2 separate regions of the Homo sapiens genome follow, and region 1 is linked to region 2. The links are chromatin loops, found by intact Hi-C in ENCODE. Cell type or tissue: gastrocnemius medialis. All regions are shown on one strand. Each heading gives the region's core, and the rest is flanking DNA. Links, peaks and the distances in the headings are about the cores only. Region 1 overlaps EYA4 (EYA transcriptional coactivator and phosphatase 4). Region 2 overlaps EYA4 (EYA transcriptional coactivator and phosphatase 4).

The links. Hi-C counts contacts between places; a loop is a spot of excess contacts. Peaks named below come from ENCODE experiments on the same cell type or tissue, not always from the same donor. Only the 100,000 strongest peaks of a DNase experiment are listed, where the experiment ranks them.
Region 1: a loop joins it to region 2, with 9 times the contacts of the local background. A loop is called at or near these places in 3 of 110 quality-filtered maps.

What each region holds. Positions count from the first base shown.
Region 1 is chr6:133,281,952-133,291,360 of GRCh38, reverse strand. All of the region lies in intron 2 of EYA4 (EYA transcriptional coactivator and phosphatase 4), which reads right to left. Among named protein-coding and RNA genes, the nearest start is that of EYA4, 45 kb to the right of the region's middle. In gastrocnemius medialis, for the core only: a CTCF peak has its summit at 4,403 (motif pointing left); no DNase peak of the experiment used is centred there; H3K27ac peaks cover 1,673 bases.
Region 2 is chr6:133,365,281-133,374,689 of GRCh38, reverse strand. All of the region lies in intron 2 of EYA4 (EYA transcriptional coactivator and phosphatase 4), which reads right to left. Among named protein-coding and RNA genes, the nearest start is that of EYA4-AS2, 87 kb to the left of the region's middle. In gastrocnemius medialis, for the core only: no CTCF peak of the experiment used is centred there; no DNase peak of the experiment used is centred there; H3K4me3 peaks cover 389 bases; H3K27ac peaks cover 1,184 bases.

The DNA.
Region 1 (9,409 bases), core at 3,009-5,508, 83 kb after region 2:
AGACAAGAGTTAGCTAAAATAAGAAAATAAAGCTATAAAGATATCCCTAGGAATTTGGAAATAACTGTAAAATGCTTTTAAATCTTTGTTGAATAAATATTTTAACTTCCTGAATACAACTTAAGTCTATTGTTTAATTCCGGGTCAAAATGAAGTAACCCAAATATGCACTCTGTTACATAAAAGGCCCAGGGGATGAAATTACATCTCTCTCTAATAAGGTCCTTTGAAATCCTATACTACAGTAACTTAGCAGCCAAATTATTTTTCTTCTGTTAATGCTGATTGAGCAGTAAATAATAACTAGGAGAAAAACAAACATGCAAAATAAAGTTTTCACACCTTTGCTTGAGTTTTTTTAGATGACCCTGATCCACCAATTGTAGTAGAAACTCAAAAGCAATTATTTCATTAATCTTTATATATAGTAATAACTCACCACAGTTTTCAGGGAGGCTGGGGCTGATGTTAATTTCCAAATATTAAGAAACTTACACAAAAGTATGCTTTCAAATTTGTGTGAAGGTTGGAACGAATCAAAAAACCTCATTTCAAAACAAAGTGTTGTTGTTAATGTTCTCACTCTGCTTAAACCCTTTCAGTCTCCATTTTTGCATCTGTTAAACTAACGTAAAGGATTTGGACAGCATAATCTCTAAAGGTCCTACCACCTAGTAAACTAGTCCTGGAGCCCTCTGTATCAAGCATGGCAATACGAAAAGGAGATTAAGTGGGCAAGGCATTTAATTGAAACAAATGAGAGTGTGCTCTATTTAGAATCTCCCTAAAAACCCTGGTGTAGAAAAACCATTACAGACTCCAAATCTCACCTAACTCCTCCCCTTTTTTCTTCACATTAGCAGATTGAAAAATAAATATAGTCTAGGTTGTTGTCTACCCCTTTCACATCATGTCTGATACAACAGACTGTAAATCAAAGAAAATGTTAATAGGGGAAAATAAACCCATATCAAATTTTTTTCTTCTTATGTATGAACTGAAAACATTTCAAACTTTTTTGATGAAGGCACAAGTCAGGGTGGAGGACTGAAAAATAAATAAGGTATTTTTCTAACAAATCTGTCCAGCAGTTACAATTGCCAACTCTCAAGCCACACTTCCCGGGGTAAGATTCTGCTCCCCTACCCACAAGTTGGGCAATCCCTCATCTAGAAACTGGGAGATAGAGCTCACCTCATCAAATCGTCATGAGAATTAAATGAGTTAATGCATTTATATTATATATACATTCATTTATAGCACTTAGCCCATGGCACACAATGAGCATTACATAAGTGTTAGCTGTGGGCATCTGGGGCTCAGAATCTAGTTATAATCTACTGTCCACGTGTGTCAACCACAACAGTTTAGGCAAAATAATGAAAGCAAAGCAAAGTAAGTAGGGAGTGTTTGCCCTTTCATTTTTAACTCTCCTTTGTTTGTTTGTTTTCGCAGTTCTCCTTCTACCCTGCTATCCTAGCTCTTGCCAAGAGAGCTAACACAAACTTTTTAACAGATTAGCCCTTACAAAGTTATTTGTATTCTGAAGAAGTCTGAGCAGAGAAATCAATCCCTAATCCAAGAAAATATGAAGCCACCGAATTTCAAGTACTTTGAGGCAAGTACTTTTAAAGTCAATGTCAGCTAACTTTAGTCTGACTCTATTGTCAAATTTGACCCAATCATATTTATGAACATAGGCTCTTCTATTTGTTGGAGATGCTAATATCCAAGGAAAACAGGCCACATAGTTTCTTCCAAAGATAACGAGAGGCATATTCATTAATCTTAGAAGTGTTTATTTTTCCCCTTTATCTTCTTAATTGTTTCAATACAAAATAAAATAAATTTTCAATGCTAGCAGTATAGCCTTAAGTCCTAGTCAATGAGAGATATTTTGCTAAAAGAAAACTGAGTATGTCTCAATAATCCAAGTATTGAGTTCTAGGAGATCACCTACTATTTTTTTATAACAATGGCTACTGCAAATCTTCTTTATACTACTTAAGCCCTTAATTCTAACCCTGCTTCCATCTACTTCCTGATCTTGCCTGGACAAAGGTATTTGCCTCCTGTAAAAAGAATGCATTAAGGAAGAGCACTTTGGAAAATTCCAGGATATCCACGTTCTCTTAAATTTCCAGAGTCAGAGTGTATCACTCCTCTCCAGCTAGTTCACCTTCTTTCTGTTCTCCATTAACCTCATCATCCCTTCTGCAACAACTTGAAGTCTATTCTCCACTGAATCCTTCTCAAAATCTGTCATCAAACACAAGCAAGCCTCCTCTTGGAAGAAGGTGCTCCATTCAATTGCTGTTCTGTGTCTCTTCTTTAAACTTACAAACTTTCTCTTAATTCCTCATTATCTTCTCTAAATTGAATCTCTGGGATGCCTTTTCTTACCACAACTCTCTTGGGACTTCCTTTTGAAGGGCCACCAGTAACCTTCTGGTCAAGAAATGAAACAATCTCTTTCTCAGTGCCATTCTGCTTGACCTCTTGGAACGTCAGACAGTAATGACCAATTCCTCCTGAGAGTTAGCTTGGCCATGGCTCTGAAGACACTATTATCCTACTGGTTCTCATTTCCCTATCTTTTCTCAGTTTCTTACAGTTCATCTTCCTCCTTGCACTTCATAAACATGCTGGTCTCCTATGTTTATCTTCATCCTTCTGCCCTTCCTCAGATACCATCTCCCCTTAAAAGCATCACCTCAAGGAAAATACTGTTCTGTTCCACACATGAGCATGGAGAAGTTCCAGACTTCTCCCCCATGGCCCAGCAGGCCTTCACCAATTGCTAGTTTAACATGTTCTCAAAAGTCCTCAATTCAAACACATCTTTCTCTTTCCTTAAGTCATTGATACCTGCTCCTAAACTCTATTAATGACATCTTCTAGGCTTGAAACTCCAGGATAATCTTTTTCCTCCTCCAAGTCCACCCCTTGCCCTTCCTCCTACTAACTCTATTTGGTTTAGTTACCAAGTTCAGCAAAGCTTTATTTTCAAGTTCCTTTTATTGATTCTTTACTCGATGTCTTTCTTTCCACCATCATGTCATAAGTTTAGGCCAGGGGTTGTCAAAGTATGGCCCACCACCTGCCACATGCTTTTGTAAATAAAATTTTACTGGAACACAACCATGCCCATTCATTTACTTAATGTCTACAGCTGTTTTCACATTTCAAAAAAATTGCCAATCCCTGACTTAAGCCTTTTTTTTATTGAAATGGAGTCTCACTCTGTCGCCCAGGCTGGAGTGCAGTGCAGTGGCATGATCTTGGCTCACTGCCACCTCCGACTCCTGGGTTCCAGCGATTCTTCTACTTCAGCCTCCCGAGTAGCTGGGATTACAGGTGTGTGCCCCCACACCCGGCTAATTTTCGTATTTTTAGTAGAGATGGGGTTTCACCATGTTGGCCAGGCTGGTCACCTGACCTCAGGTGATCCGCCCACCTCGGCCTCCCAAAGTGCTGGGATTACAGGCATGAGCCACCGTGCCCGGCCACTTGGTTTAAGCCTTTCGGAGTTCATGTGCAAACTCCTTCAAGATCCCCTAAGCCATCTCTCGTACTCTCAATTTCCCACCTTCAGTAATCTCCCTACCATCTGGTTAATTTTCCTAAAACATCATTTTAAATATATTAATCTCTTGCCGAAAAATTATATGTAATTTTCCATTATGTCCAGGTTAGAAAGTCCAGAAATACAGGACTGTTATCTTATACATCTCTGTCTTTTGTGCAGTAATGAGCATCATGGTGGCCACCCAAGAACACGAAAACATCTCAGCTTGGCTTCAAAGTCCTTTTCAGTCTAGTCTCAGTGCTTCTCAGCCAGATTTCCCACTGCCTCACAACCTCATGCCCACAGAGCTTCTGATTCAGTAATTCTAACCTAGCCACAGTCCTAGGCAGGCCTTAACACCTTATATTTGGTACCTCTGAGCTTTTATGCCTGATATTCCCCAGGCCAGGATAGGTTCTCTTCTGTCCATACAAATTCATTCTGCCTTTCAAGACCCATTGAAGGTGTAACCTAGTCTATCTATAATTCCTTTCTTGTCTTTTATTGAACACATTTTCCATGCTGATAGCATAGTACTGTTACCTTTGCAATATTATTTTGCTTTCTTGCTTAAATTCTATATTATGTCTTTGGCTTTTCATTGCAGTTCCCTCAATAATATATCATAGCATAGTATATATTATATTAAATGTTCAGGTAAACTTTCTCAAATGTTTTGCAGGCAGTAAGTATATAAATAAAACACTCATTGGAAACAGATGTAATGTAGATCTGTGGTCCCCCCGACACACACAGAGAAGACATTTGGCAATGTCTCAAGACATTTTTTATTGTCACAACAAAGGAAGGGGGGTGCTACTGACATCTAGTGGGTAGATACCAGAGATGCTGCTAAATAACACAATGTACAGGACAGCACCCCTCCCCAACACTACAAAGAATTTTGTGGCCCAAAATGTCAACAATGCTGAGGTTAAAAAACTCTAATTAGATTAATTCTTTCCTAACCTGAAGTGCCTAGAAACATCACATCTACAAACAAAGCAATGAAAAAATGAAAACTATTTGTTGACTGAATTTTCTTCTAAATATTTCATGATTTTGGTTACTTTGATGGAAATCTCAAATAAGTGAATACTGTCTCAATACCTATTCATAGCTGTATGGTGCTCTTTCTGCTATGATAGAGGTGAATCCAGTAATCAGTGACCTGGATATGTGTTTTTGGAAATTTGGAAAGAAGCACCTCGGAGGAAAATTCACTGAATGTGGCCACATACAGTCTATGACATAACTCATTGCTTATGGGTATTAGGATCAAGCAGCTATCTATGTAAACTAGCATCTCCTTGCTCTCTAACCTGGGGTGCCCAGGGCTTAGTCCTTTTAATTTGTCCCTAGCTAGACTTATTCTTTTGGAGATTTCAACAAATATAATGTTTTGAAATACCATTGATATCTTGAAGCCTCCCAAATTTATATTTCAAGTTCAACTCATTTCCCTGAGTTCCCAATGGTTACATCTGATGCATATGCCTAAGAGAAAGTAAAATTTCACATGCGTTTAATTAGCTTAGTTGGTTAACACTCCCCTCAGAATGTGCCCCCCATGCAGTGCACTAGCAATCCAGCGTTCTTCATAACTGGGGATCCCCATTGTTTCCCTGAGGCCTCCTCCTCCTTCATCACCCTAGGAGAACACAGAGACCAAAGAATCATTCTGGGGCTTCTCACTGCCTCATTCTCAAAATGATCAACATTATCACTTCTCCTTACATTTCACAGGCCAGCACTAGTTATATGGCCCTGCTGAACTGTAAGGAAACTGAGATGCACCAGAAAAGAGGGGTATGAAAGAGGGTTGGTGAAAACACAGCAATGTCTCTGCCACCATGTCTAAAACTGACCTCCTGATCTGCAACCCCAACCTGTTCTTCCCCAGTCATCCTATCTCAGTCAATGCCAACTCCATCCTTCCCATTTCTCTGCACAAAGACCTTGAAGTTATGTCTGACACCTTTCTTTCTATCATAATCCATAACCCATACATTAGCAAGTCATCTTAGATTAACCCCAATGCAACGACTTACTACCTCCAATGCTACTTTGTTGATTTTTCATCTGGATAGTTAAAATAGCCAGTCTCTGCTCTTGTCATCATAGTCTATTTTCAAAATAAAAGCCAGAGTGGGTTATTTAAAAACTTTAGTCACATCACACAATACCTAAGCTCAAAAGCCTCCAATTGCTTTACATGTCACTAAGAGAAAAAGTTTAAGCTTTACAATGGTCTGGAAACCTCTACACAATATGTATTCCTCCACCCTCACATGCCCATGCTGATTACCTTTGCAGCCTTATTTCTGCCTTGTTCTGCCCATCACTACCACCAACGCTGACATCCTTTCTATTCCTTGAACCTACCCTGCATGCTACCACCTCACGGTTGCTGTTCCCTCTAATTAAAACCCACTTTCCCCAGATATCCACATGGCTCACTTCCTCGCCTCTCTTGAGTCTTTGCACAACATCTTCTCAGTGAGGCCTCCCTAACTACTCTCCAAAAACCGCAGCTTGGGAGGCCGAGGCAGGCAGATCACAAGGTCAGGAGATTGAGACCATCCCCGCTAACATGGTGAAACCCCGTCTCTACTAAAAATACAAAAAATTAGCCGGGCGTGGTGGCGGGTGCCTGTAGTCCCAGCTACTCGGGAGGCTGAGGCAGGAGAATGGCGTGAACCCGGGAGGTGGAGCTTGCAGTGAGCCGAGCTCGCGCCACTGCACTCCAGCTTGGGGGACAGAGTGAGACTCCATCTCAAAAAACAAACAAACAAAAAAAAAAACAAAAAACCACAGCTGTCCCTTCACCTACCTACCCTGCCCGCAAGCACTTCCTATCCTCCTCCCTGCTTTATTTGGTTTTTCTCCTTGCACTTATTACTATCTGACATACTATATTTGTTTACTGTTTGTCTCCCCCTCCACAAGAATATAAGTTCCACAAGAACAGTAATATGCGTCCATTTTGTCCACCAAGTATTTCCAACAATGAAAACCATGCTTCAAATATAGCAGTGCTCCACAAATATTCACTGAATGAATTAGTACTAGCTATCCAAGTCTCGTTTTAAAAGAACTAAGAATAGAACTTACACAGTATCATATAATCTTATGCTAAACTAAAATTTAGGGGGAGAAAAGGAATTATTATATTCATCTTTTAATCCCTAGTATAGCAAAGTTTCTAGAGGATAGCAAGAAGTCTTGAAATGCTTACTTAATTGAATTTGCTGAACTATCATTTAATTTCCATACATTCTGCTATCTTATGACTGCCTGTTAAAATATTTACTAATAGGGTCAGGTGCGGTGGCTCATGCCTGTAATCCCAGCACTTTGGGAGGTCAAGGCAGGTGGATCACATGAGGCCAGGAGTTCAAAACCAGCCTAGCCAATGTTGCAAAACCCCATCTCCACTAAAAATACAAAAATTATCCTGTTGTGGTAGTGTGCACCTGTAGTCCCAGTTACTCTACTCGGGGGGCTGAGACAGGAGAATCACTTAACTCAGGAGGCAGAGGTTGCAGTGAGCCGAGATATGTGATTAATGAAGATTGTACAATTAATCTGTAATCACGGTGGAATAATTTAAATTTCTCACTCAAATCCATAATATTTAAAATTGTTTGATCTTCATATAAATAATCTAAGATCAAGCTGAGTTTTAATACATACTCTATGACACCAAGTTGACCGAAGGGTCTGAAAATCATGTAAGTTGATGGAAGCAGGTGAGTTCACGTGTTTAACATGAAATCGTGTCTTTAGCAGTAGCATGGATGGAACTGAAGGCCATTATCTTAAGTGAAACAACTCAGACACAGAAAGTCCAATATCACATATTTTCACTTATAAATGGGAGCTAAATAATATGTACATATGGAAACAGAGAGGAATAATAGTCACTGGAGACCTTTGGAGACCACTGGAGAAGGGTGGGCAGGTGGGAGGGAGTGAGGGATGAGAAATTACTTAATGGTTACAATATACACTATTCAAATGATGGTTACACTGAAAGCCCAGACTTCATCACCATGCAATATATCCACGTAACAAAACCACACTTGTACCCCTTAAACTTACATATTTAAAAAAACAGTATGGATTCTGGAATAAAGACTATGTGAGTTCATATTCCATCAGCATAGCTTCCAAGCTGGCACAACCCTGAATAAGATACCTAAACTCTGCTTCAGTGTACTCTTCTTCAGACTGAGGTTATGACAGAGCCTCCACAAAGGGCCGTTATGAGATTTAGTGAGATGAGTAGCATAAAGCACTTGGCATGGTACCTCTATCGATGAACATTAACTTTTTTCATCAGTGAATTTTTCCATTTGTTAAATACCTTATAGCAGAAATTGCATTATATTTATTAATGTTTTCTATTTCTCAAGAGTATTAAACCATGAAAGAGATTATATTTCTATCATAAAAATTATTTTCATTTTATTTTTTATATTATTATTATTATTATTGAGACAGAATCTTGCTCTGTCGCTCAGGGTGGAGCACAGTGGCACAATCTCGGCTCACTGCAACCTCCGCTTCCCGGGTTCAAGCAATTCTCATGCCTCAGCCTTCTAAGTAGCTGGGACTACAGGCATGCATCACCATGCCCGGCTAATTTTTGTATTTTTAGTAGATACAGGGTTTCACCATGTTGGCCAGGCTGGTCTCGAACTCCTGACCTCAGGTGATCCACCCGCCTCAGCCTCCCAAAGTGCTGGGATTACAGGAGTGAGCCACTGCACCCAGCCTGAATTATTTTCATTTTAATTTATAAGATAGAATTATTAGATAACAATATGTAAATTGTAAGTTCAGACACAAGACTTTTGGTACCCAAAGATATCATAGCTCTTATTTATATCTATACTATCCAAACCAACTGCCCAGGGATCTTGACAACTCACCAGACCAGAATTAGCAGTTATGAGGCTTGGTGCTACCCTTCTTCCTTACCAAGTCCATGGCAAATCACACCAAATTGATAACATTACTTTTCCAATGAGCTCGGATGTAGCCATAGGTTCCTTCTTAACACAAACAGCTGTTACCAGCTGATCACAGTTGACAGAAGAAAACGTAATATTTAGTCTCCAGATCTTGGCAAATGACATAGAATCACACTCCATATTCTGTATAATATGAGGCTCTCCATATATACATATATATATATACACACACATATGTGTCATATATATTCTAAGATTTGAGAAAAAATTTTAACAAATCAAATTATAATTTTAGAAGTTCATAGAAGATAATAATTAATGAAATCTTGTGCTGAATCTTCATAAACTCACACAAAAATATAAAAATTCAGAGTTTAAAAAATACTTAGAAGTAGGAAAAGGATATGAACAGACATTTCTCAAAAGAGGACATACAAGCGGCCAACAAACATGAACAAATGCTTAACATCACTAATGATCAGAGAAGTGCAAATCAGAACCACAATGAAATACCATCTCACACCAGTCAGAATGGCTATTATTAACAAGTCAAAACATAACAGATGTTGGCAAGGCTGCAGAAAAAAAGGAAACACTTATATACTGCTGGTGGGAATGTAAATTAGTTCAGCCACTATGAAGCAGGTTGGAGATTTCTCAAAGAACTTTAAACAGAACTACCATTTGACCCAGCAATCCTACTACTGGTTATAGACCCAAAGGAAAAGAAACCATTCTATCAGAAAGACATTATTCACAATAGCAAAGACAAGGAACCAACTTAGGTGCCCACAACAATGGAATGGATAAAGAAAATGTGGTTTATATACACCATGGGATACTATACAGCCATAAAAAAAAT
Region 2 (9,409 bases), core at 2,980-5,479:
AAACCGTGTTTCTAAAAGCCCAAATCACCATTTATTGACTATGAAAGTGAGAGGACTCTACTGCATACCTGGAAGTCTGCATCTACTTCCATTCAAAGAAAACCTGCCATAACCCTTCTTTAACTGCTACACATCAAAGATACTATCAAATACTCTAAGTGCAACAGTAGACAAAATAACATACCTATTAAGAATAGTGGAGTTAGATAATTAATAAATAAAATCCACCACCAAAAACCTGAAGGCAAAATTATTTTACTCCTTTAGTATTGGGCTGTCACAGGCAAGATCTCACTTGATTTCTGGCCTTTAATGCGAGGGCCTTCCAGGACCCTGGTTTGGGGGAGGGAGGTTAGACAAAATCATGCACTAGGGAGGAATTATGTTTTAAGTGGAAAAACTTCTATAGTCTATAACTCTTCATCAACTACAACTGTCACAATAGCTTTCAAGTGATTTGAGAGTTCATAGCAAGGTTGAATATATTCAAAAAGCAACTTAGCAACAATAACAGAAAAACAAAGCACAATTATTTATGTACAGTATGTAAGTATTAAACCAAATGTCAAATCACATTAACCTTTAAAATGCCAAAGCACGTTTTCTCCTTATCTATGCCACAGTCCTTTTTCACCTGCCATAAATGCCATATCGGCTTTATGAATTATTTAGGAAAATTTCAAACTCCTTCTAATGGTATATTTTTTCATTATTACCCAGTGGGGCAGGCAAAGGTAACACATTACTTTTTAAAAAATGCCACAAAAGGAACCATAATATGCTTTAACATATCATGTTACAGCTCATATGAAAGCTCCCATTCTAAGATTGGAAAAAAGACTAGATTGTCCAGCCTTGATACTATGCATAAATACTATACATAAGCGCTAAAAGAATTTTTTTCCTCACAAATGTGCATGATAAACAAACACCTAAAGAGATACTTCCTCATATATCTTGGTCTTCTTTATACCTTTTGTTTATATGTTTCTTTGCCGTCCTGGGTGTCACAAGAAAGATGGATAAATGCTTTACAATGTATTAGCATAGCAAAAAGAGCAAAATGAATATTCTAAAGAATTATCACTTAATGATCATAATGTTAATTTGGTAGAATCTTCTGCAGCGAAATTAAAATTGCTGACTACTGTGCAGCTTCGCAGTGAACCAGGAAAGAAGAATTCCAGCAGTATTACATATCAGAAACTTTAGATTTCCCTGCATTAAAATGAATATTTATGAATTCTCACAAATATTGCTTTAAAAATCATCTTAAAAATTTAACCTAGTCCCCTAAATAGAGAAAATTTGCTCATGTTTTTCGCAACATATTCTATATCTTTATAAATTTTTTTAAAGATATTGGAATGTTTTGGCCACAAGGTTAAGAAAAACTCACCCATTTATCAAGATCTGCCAAGCACAAAAGGACCCCAGACAAGCCAGTGCTCTACCACTTAACAAATGCAGCTCATCTTGGTCATTAAACTTCAAAAGAATTTGGCCACAGGCATAGTTACATATGTTTCCAAACATAAAATATCAATCATTATGTAATATACTCTAGTACACCATCATTTACCTATTAAGTAAAAATGACAACTAACCTTTTCAATTTGAACAATAATTGACTATAAAGGTTGTCTCACTTACCAATATAAAATTGTTCAATTCATATGCAAAAGTTTTGTTAAAGTTTATCTGTGTGCGTATGTCTGTATAAGTACATATATATGCCTAAACTTTAAAAAACATTTTAAAAGTATATATAAAAACTCTCCTAATGTGCCCAATAGTATCACCATAACTTTTAAAAAAATTAGAAATTCTTTAACTTTAAAAACAAATTGATAGAATGCACACAAAATTTTAAAGCAATTTTAAATTTAACAACATATATCTCTATATATCTGTAGATTAATTTATATAAAATATAAATATTTCTAGAACAATACATTGATAAAATAATTATGTAAAACAGGCATATTTTTGAATTTTACAGATTTTATCTTCTTGATCTTCCATTAAAATAGCAACATTTATAAAGAGAAAATTCAAGAATGTTGGCATCAAGTTCTTTATTTTTAAAATTAAGCTTTATACAATAAAAAAAAATGTATTTATAGCATGCTGGATTGAATCTGATATTTTCCACAACATCGTAGCAACATTTTTGAGTTTTAAAATCTATTTTAAAGTAGTTTTATATTTTATATTAAATCTCTCTTCTATAACCATTGTTATAAAAAAAGATTACAAATCACCTTTTCTCAGGTTTTAATCCTAAAATAAAATTCTTCATTAGTAGTTAATAAGACACTGACTGTAGCATAATTTACACACCAAGAATGCAAATTATATGATTTGTTTGAGTAGAAATACTCAAATTGTCAAATTAAAGAAAAAACAATTTAAATTACCTGTAAACTAAGAGCTGAAAATAGTTCTATGTGAAACATTTCACACATACAAGCATGTGACCAGAAGAAACAGCATCATTAACTGTGTAACTTCAACTAAAATCTAAGAAATTTATTACAATAATTTTTATATGCAGAAGCTTATTCCTTAGATGAAAGTAAAATTTAGTCAGTTAATTTCACAATTTTTATGTCCCTAAATTCTGGACTGTCATAAACAATTAAATACACTCTGCAGTCTAAATGTTAAAGGGATTCATACAGCAGGAATGCTCAAGGGTTAAAGAGTATAGGAATTATAGATTAGGTATATCTGTAGTGAAGGTCTCATTCTAGGTAAACCTAATAAATAATTGAGATATACTCACAATTTCTTCCTCTTTGACCTCAATTAAAATGGCTTTCTGGGAGCTGGTTCTAAGGACAATTTATCCTGGTTTCCTCAATACACGTAGGAAGTCATCTGGCTTTTCTATTTCTTCAACAGCTGCATTACCTGTTAAATTTGGCTTGCACCATTTCCCTAAAGCAAAATGTGTGCCACCCCTGGACTCACACAACCATCTCCCTCTACAGGGTTGCTACAGGATCAAAAAGTTAGATCATACAATTTTGAAACTGCTAACGAGAGTAATTTATAAGGAACTTGGAGAAGAAAAGAGAAAAACCAAAGTAGAGATAAAAAATTGGCCTCTCTGTCCCTCTTCTTCCCCCTGCAAAAAGTTAGAACCCATTATATGGTTACTGGTATTTGCTTTTCTTGGTCATTTTTGATAAGTAACATTTTAGTGGTTTAGTGAACTTTCGGTTAGAAAACAAACAAAACGCAAAATAAGGTAGTGTAACATCATTATTCAATTGCAGAGTATTTCAGAAAATAGTACCTACAACTCAGAAAAGAAGTGGGAAACTGGATAGTGCTGACTGATGCTCAGTAGACCCCGTAAACCAAACGGGAAAACTTATTGGCTGGGATAATCTATCCTCCCTTTCTTCCAGCAGCTTCCCTAACTATCCACCTCTAACAGTAAATCAGTACTCGCAAATACTTAGAATAGATCTATTTTCTCCGCCTGAATTGTGTTGTTCTCACAAGAATAAAATAGTCCCAACACAGCAAAGCTTCCCTCAGTCGTCTTTAACAAAACAAATGCTGTTATTATTTTGACAATTCTCCCACATCTCAACCCTCTGATGCAGCAAAACAGCAATTTACACTTCTTCTTCTTGAGAAAGACACAAAGATATATTTAAATAATTTAAACCAAAGCATACCAAAGCCTTCCACATCAAGGTTTTAAATCAAAGTATGTGCTCAGTACACATCTAAAGGAAGGTAAACCTCACTAAACACTACAGGATTCTTTAAAAAGTTAAAATTAAACTTGATCTTACTATTATGGTTTCAGGAAAAAATAGTTCCATAAATGGAGGGAAACACTCATTCTCTTAAAAATATGACATATCTATCAAGATGACTACATCTCAAATCTAATGAAAAGTTCAAATTCAGCACAAATTTCAAAACAAATTATGCAGAAAAAAGCCTTTCATTTAAATAGTTGGTATTAGTTTTTTAAAATCCTGCAGTAGCATGTACTATTAGGGGAAAACAAAGTTGACTGTTAAAAGTTTTGTAGTGAAATGTAATCTATTATCACTTATCACGTTACCTGCATTTCTCCCAACATTAACATAATGTAATTTGAATAGCTGAATTTTATAAAGTAAACAAAGACGAAGTGTGTTTCACACTTTAGCCATAAACAGATCAGGGATTTTCTCTAATTGATTGGCTTGCTCAGTTCCTATGTACAAGTTTCTTCTATCATCCTTGTACTAAAAAACTGTGAAAAATCTAAACAACCTATTTTAACAAGAAAAATATTTTTCTCTGAGATAGAACTGCCTACACTTAAATGTGTGACTGCCCATGGAACATAATAATAATGATAACGCTTCAACCAAAAGCTAAATGCAACTTACCTCATTCAAAACCCCAAAACCTGAAATTTATTCCAGCTGTATTTGGAAGTCAGTTCTGTAGTGCGTGTGTGTGAAGTTCAGCAGCCAATAAATTCCAGTCTCCATTGTCAGTAGAATGAAACTGTGTCGAGGTTTACAGAATGCTCTGAGAGGTTTATAGTCTCTAACCAACACCCAGGTAGCCTTAAAAGCACCTTGCTCTGGCGTGAACCTTCGGGCTCCAGGAGCAGTGCAGTTATGTAGGTTAAATAGGAGGAGACCTGGATAGTAAACACTCCTGGTTCCGACCAATGGCTTTCCACGCCCTTCTGTTTATAGTAAGATGACTTGATGTCAGAGGTCACCCTCATCAGCAGCTCCTGTCTTTCAGTGAAATCTAACGTAGGGCATTATCTGGAGGTGCTTTTAATGAAGCCACATCTCCTGACTCCTAGACTCTAGCAACCTGCTGTCATGGTGATACATTCATAACCCATTGTTGTAAACCACTCAGAATTAAATCCCTGCATTAAATTTTCAAAAAGCAAATTTTACTTTAAATTTCTTTAAAGCAAAACATTTCTGTAGGAGAAACACTTTATGGCAAGTTAATATCAATAAGGATGGTATTCATTTAAAGTTCCCTACCAACATTTTACATTTTTGTTTGTTCTCGTTTTTTTGGATAAGACAAGGTATGTAAGATTTCACTTTCATTATTACTTCACTCTAAAAAGTACAGGGCTCTCTTCTAGTTTTAGGTACACATGTATGTCAACAAAATGGAAAGATAATTACAGACATTTTTATTTAATTTATTTTGTATATATTTTCATCTGAGGTAGACTGAAGGGATGAACACAATTATAAATGCTCACACAGATGTTAACATTTTATGTAATATATTTTATAAAATAAAGTCTTTTATGTTTACGAAAGAGAGGGATATATTAATTTCTAATGAAATGAAAATGAAACAAGAATAGATAAATTCAAGAGATAAGGATAATGTGAGTAATCTTAATGATTAGATAATAAAATCAGATAATAATGCTATTATCTGATATTAACATTCCCTTTTATTCTAATAGCTTATGAAAAATAATTATTTTCTTTAAAGAAAACAGTATCTTCCAACTCATCTCTCATCCCTTCAAAAATGTCTTAACAGATCTTAAAAGAAAGATTAAACTCATTTCATAAGTTCTTCAGACAGTATTTCAGTGTAGCATTTCCTGTCTCTAATTTGTTTATCTAACACTGAGTTTATTTCTTTTTTTCTCATAATCTTTACAGTTTGGCTCTAAATGATACAGTGACGTACAGGAAAAGAGTAAATACTGCATCTGAGTAATTTGTAGCACAAGTATTTACTGAAGTCATTTTCATTTTCAAGGGAGGATTGAATGAAGAATCATTTACCTATTTCAGGTTTGGACAGCACACAGACGCCCCAATGGCTTTAGGAACTGAAGACGGCGCTGTCTCCCTACTAGTGTCAGCTGCTTCTGCTGCGAAACTGGGTGAGTGTGTGCATTCCACCTGCAGCACATGGTCAGCCCAGGTTTTGATGCCACTATGATATTTATATGACAGAGAGCTGCCTGACTTCATCAAAGTTCACAAAGCATGTGGATTATTTTAGAGCGCCAGAGATCCCATTTTGACAGACGCAATTCTTTGTTCCTAGTATGGTTAGGATCACTAAAAATAATGTCTTTGCAGCCAAATACTTTCAAGCAGTTGGAGCCTGTTGAGTATTGTGGTATAAATTATATTTTTAAAGTTCAACTGAATATGCTTTTTTAAATGGCTACTTTCTTAAGGGACTGTAAGTCATTCAATATTTTCAAAATGCTTATGAGCTCAAGAAACACTCACTGAAGCAAAATATATGTCTGTTCCTGTTACAATAGAGGCCCAGTGAACCTTGCCTAAAACTCTGGGAGAATAAGTTCTTCATGCATTAAAGAAGCCTGGGTGGATTGTAATTTTCTTCCCTAATCTTAAAGCGGGGCGAGGTAGGAACAACAAACAAAGTGTGGTGAAGACTTTATAAATATAAACGTGAAAACAAATGTCATTTGCAGTTTCAATTTTTAAAGAGTACAAATAACTATAATTTTTCTGATGAGAAATATAATCTTTATCTCAGCTTACACCAGGACACCAAAGTGTTCCTAGAAACAGAGAAATGGTATCCCTTTACTTTGTACCATTATAACCAAGTGGGAAAATTGCATAGATGATTTTTAATAACATTTTATAAACAGAGATGTCTAGGATGCCCTTCTGGTTCCAGCATACTGCCACCAATTAATTATGTGACCTGGGAACAAACATAGAGGTTTCCATCTCAGAGTGCCAGTATTTATTTTTGAATATGAACCACACATTCTGAAAGACTCCATCTTCCATATATATTTTATTTAACAATAACGGTTTTCATTACCCCATGTTTAAAACCAAGCACATAGCAATCATTCAATGCTGCTAATTATTATGACATCCTGTAGGTACGAATTATTAATAGTTAATAAGATAGCCAAAATCAAAGGAACTGGATATTCTTAAAAACCAGTACAGCCTTACTATGGGTAAATTCTTAATTTCCCTTGTTTTAAAATGTTGAAAATGGCACCCTGACCTCCAAAACCTCTATACAGTGCTTTTGAGTCCATCAATCTATGAGAGTCAGCCACACATTCTGATAAAAGTGAAGCTATTATGAACTATTGACAGCTGATATATTAAATAGCAGTGACTTTCCCATTGTCAGTACTACACTGGTATTTGTTGGATGCATGAATATCCTTCAAAGTAATATGCGAATCAAGATTTAGTCAGTAATGACACCTGTTAAGTTTGGTAGAAGTCTTGCCACATATATACGTATTTTTAAAATCAAGAAAATAAATTAATTACTGCAGTTTCATGGGGTGCATCCTTTACATTTACTTTGTCTACTCCCTCTCCATAACTCTTAGCACAAGGAAGCTGCTTACATACTTCCTTTCTTCGTGTCTTCTACTCTTCTCAGCATGAGTACACATAAGTAGGCAGCAAGAATCACAAAAAGTCTGAGATTTTACCCTGCTTGTAAGCTAACACAGTAGCCTCAGTTGCACGGATATAGGAAGAAGACCCAAGGATCCAGGTTATGGGGGCACTTGGTGAGCAGTTTAGTAAGACTACTTGTCTAGTAATCTATCAAGCACCCTTCATCTCCAAAGCTGTGAAATACCTCCAGGTTCTTTTACAGCATTTCTTGCCACTTTTCATTACTGGCAAACTAACTAAAAGAACTTCCTGAATGATTCCAAGAAATGACATTTGACATTAAGAGATAAAACAGAGCCAACATGGGAGAACAAAGAAAAAAACAAAAGCATAGTCATGTAATTCTGATAACTACTGGCAAGCATTAGAGAACGAAGAAAAACAATGTACAATTTCTGTATGTTCAATAAGCCCCTAAATTGCTACTTTGAAAAAGACCACATGAAATCAAAACTAAACAGCCACCACAGCTTCCTTAGCCAGGCTACTGATGTGTTATCTACATAGAATATAAAATCCAAAACCTAAGGGACTACTTTTAGTTAAACACTTAACAAATCATGTCCATGCCACTGTATAACAAATACCACGTAGAAATCAATGCAATCATTTCATTTGCCATTTGCTTAACTGTCTTCCTTCTTTGCCTATTAAGGCTGACAAACTCACATACATTCAGAAGCCAAGATGGTTATTTAAAAGAGAGAAGCAGGTCAAATGGAGGTGGGGCTGTGGGCAAATGCATGATCTGCCCCCAGTCATTCAAACTCTACTGGATAATTCATCTAGTGCCATGCCTTAACTACTGTCTATATAGTGTAGGTTCCCAAATTTTTATCACCACCTGAGATTCATCCTCTTAGTTCTAAACTCTCTCACTCTCCTGCCTAACTTATACCTCTACATAAATAATCTCACAGCCATATGGAACTTGAACATGTCCAGTGCTGAACTCTTTATTATTTCTCTACCAATGCTATATTTACCGTCCAAAATGTTTCATTTAGGTAAAGCCGGAAACAGGAGTCACTGAGTCCTCCCTTTCCACAAACTCTATATCTAAATTCATCATCAATTGAATTGATGCAGGCTTCAAAATATGTCTCAAATCTGTTCACTTCTCTTCATCTCTTCAGCCACTTCTCTAGTTAAAACCAATGTCATCTCCTATTTGGATTACTACAGTAATCCCCTAAGCAGTTTCTCTCCTCTAAAACTGTTTTCTTATATTGTGTTTGTCTATTTGGCATCCATTTATCACAAGGCCAGTTATATCAACTCTATTTCATTATTTTCTGTATTCCGATGCTCTGGAATTTGTGGCCTCACTGAATGGGAAGAGACTATACTCCCAGAGCTAGCCAATTCTTAGTGCAAAGGGCTGGTCTGGGATCATGCCCTTCATATGCAGCTAACCAATCCAGAGACCACACCCTCAACTATCCCCTTTATCAACTTCTCATCAGTAAGTCAATACTCCCCTTCCCTAAATCTCCCAGGGCCAGGTACCAGACAACCAGGTATCACCCCTACAACCCACAGCCCACTGAAATTACTCAAACTAGCCAGTCCTAAACTGTTTCCTCTGCCCTTCCCTTTCCCACAGAAACCCCACTAAAGGATATGGCCCAGGCTTTCCCTTCCTCCTTCTGCATCCTGACCAAACCCAGTGCTTCCCCATGCGCCCCATCGTGGGAAATGTAAGTAATAAAATTACTTACATTTAATGTAAGTGCCCCCCCTCCTCTTGGGAAATGTAAGTAATAAAAATAATCTTTCGATGGCATTGGCCTCTCCATGTTGTCACTCAGTCACCTCCATAAATTAAAATCCCCTGGTACAACTGATAAACTCCCAATTTGTACCATTAACTCTTCAATCCATTCGGCAGGAAGTGGCTAAAACTATTTCAATACATAAGTAGATGTCAAGAATTATGAAAGGTCTGAGATTTTACCCTATGT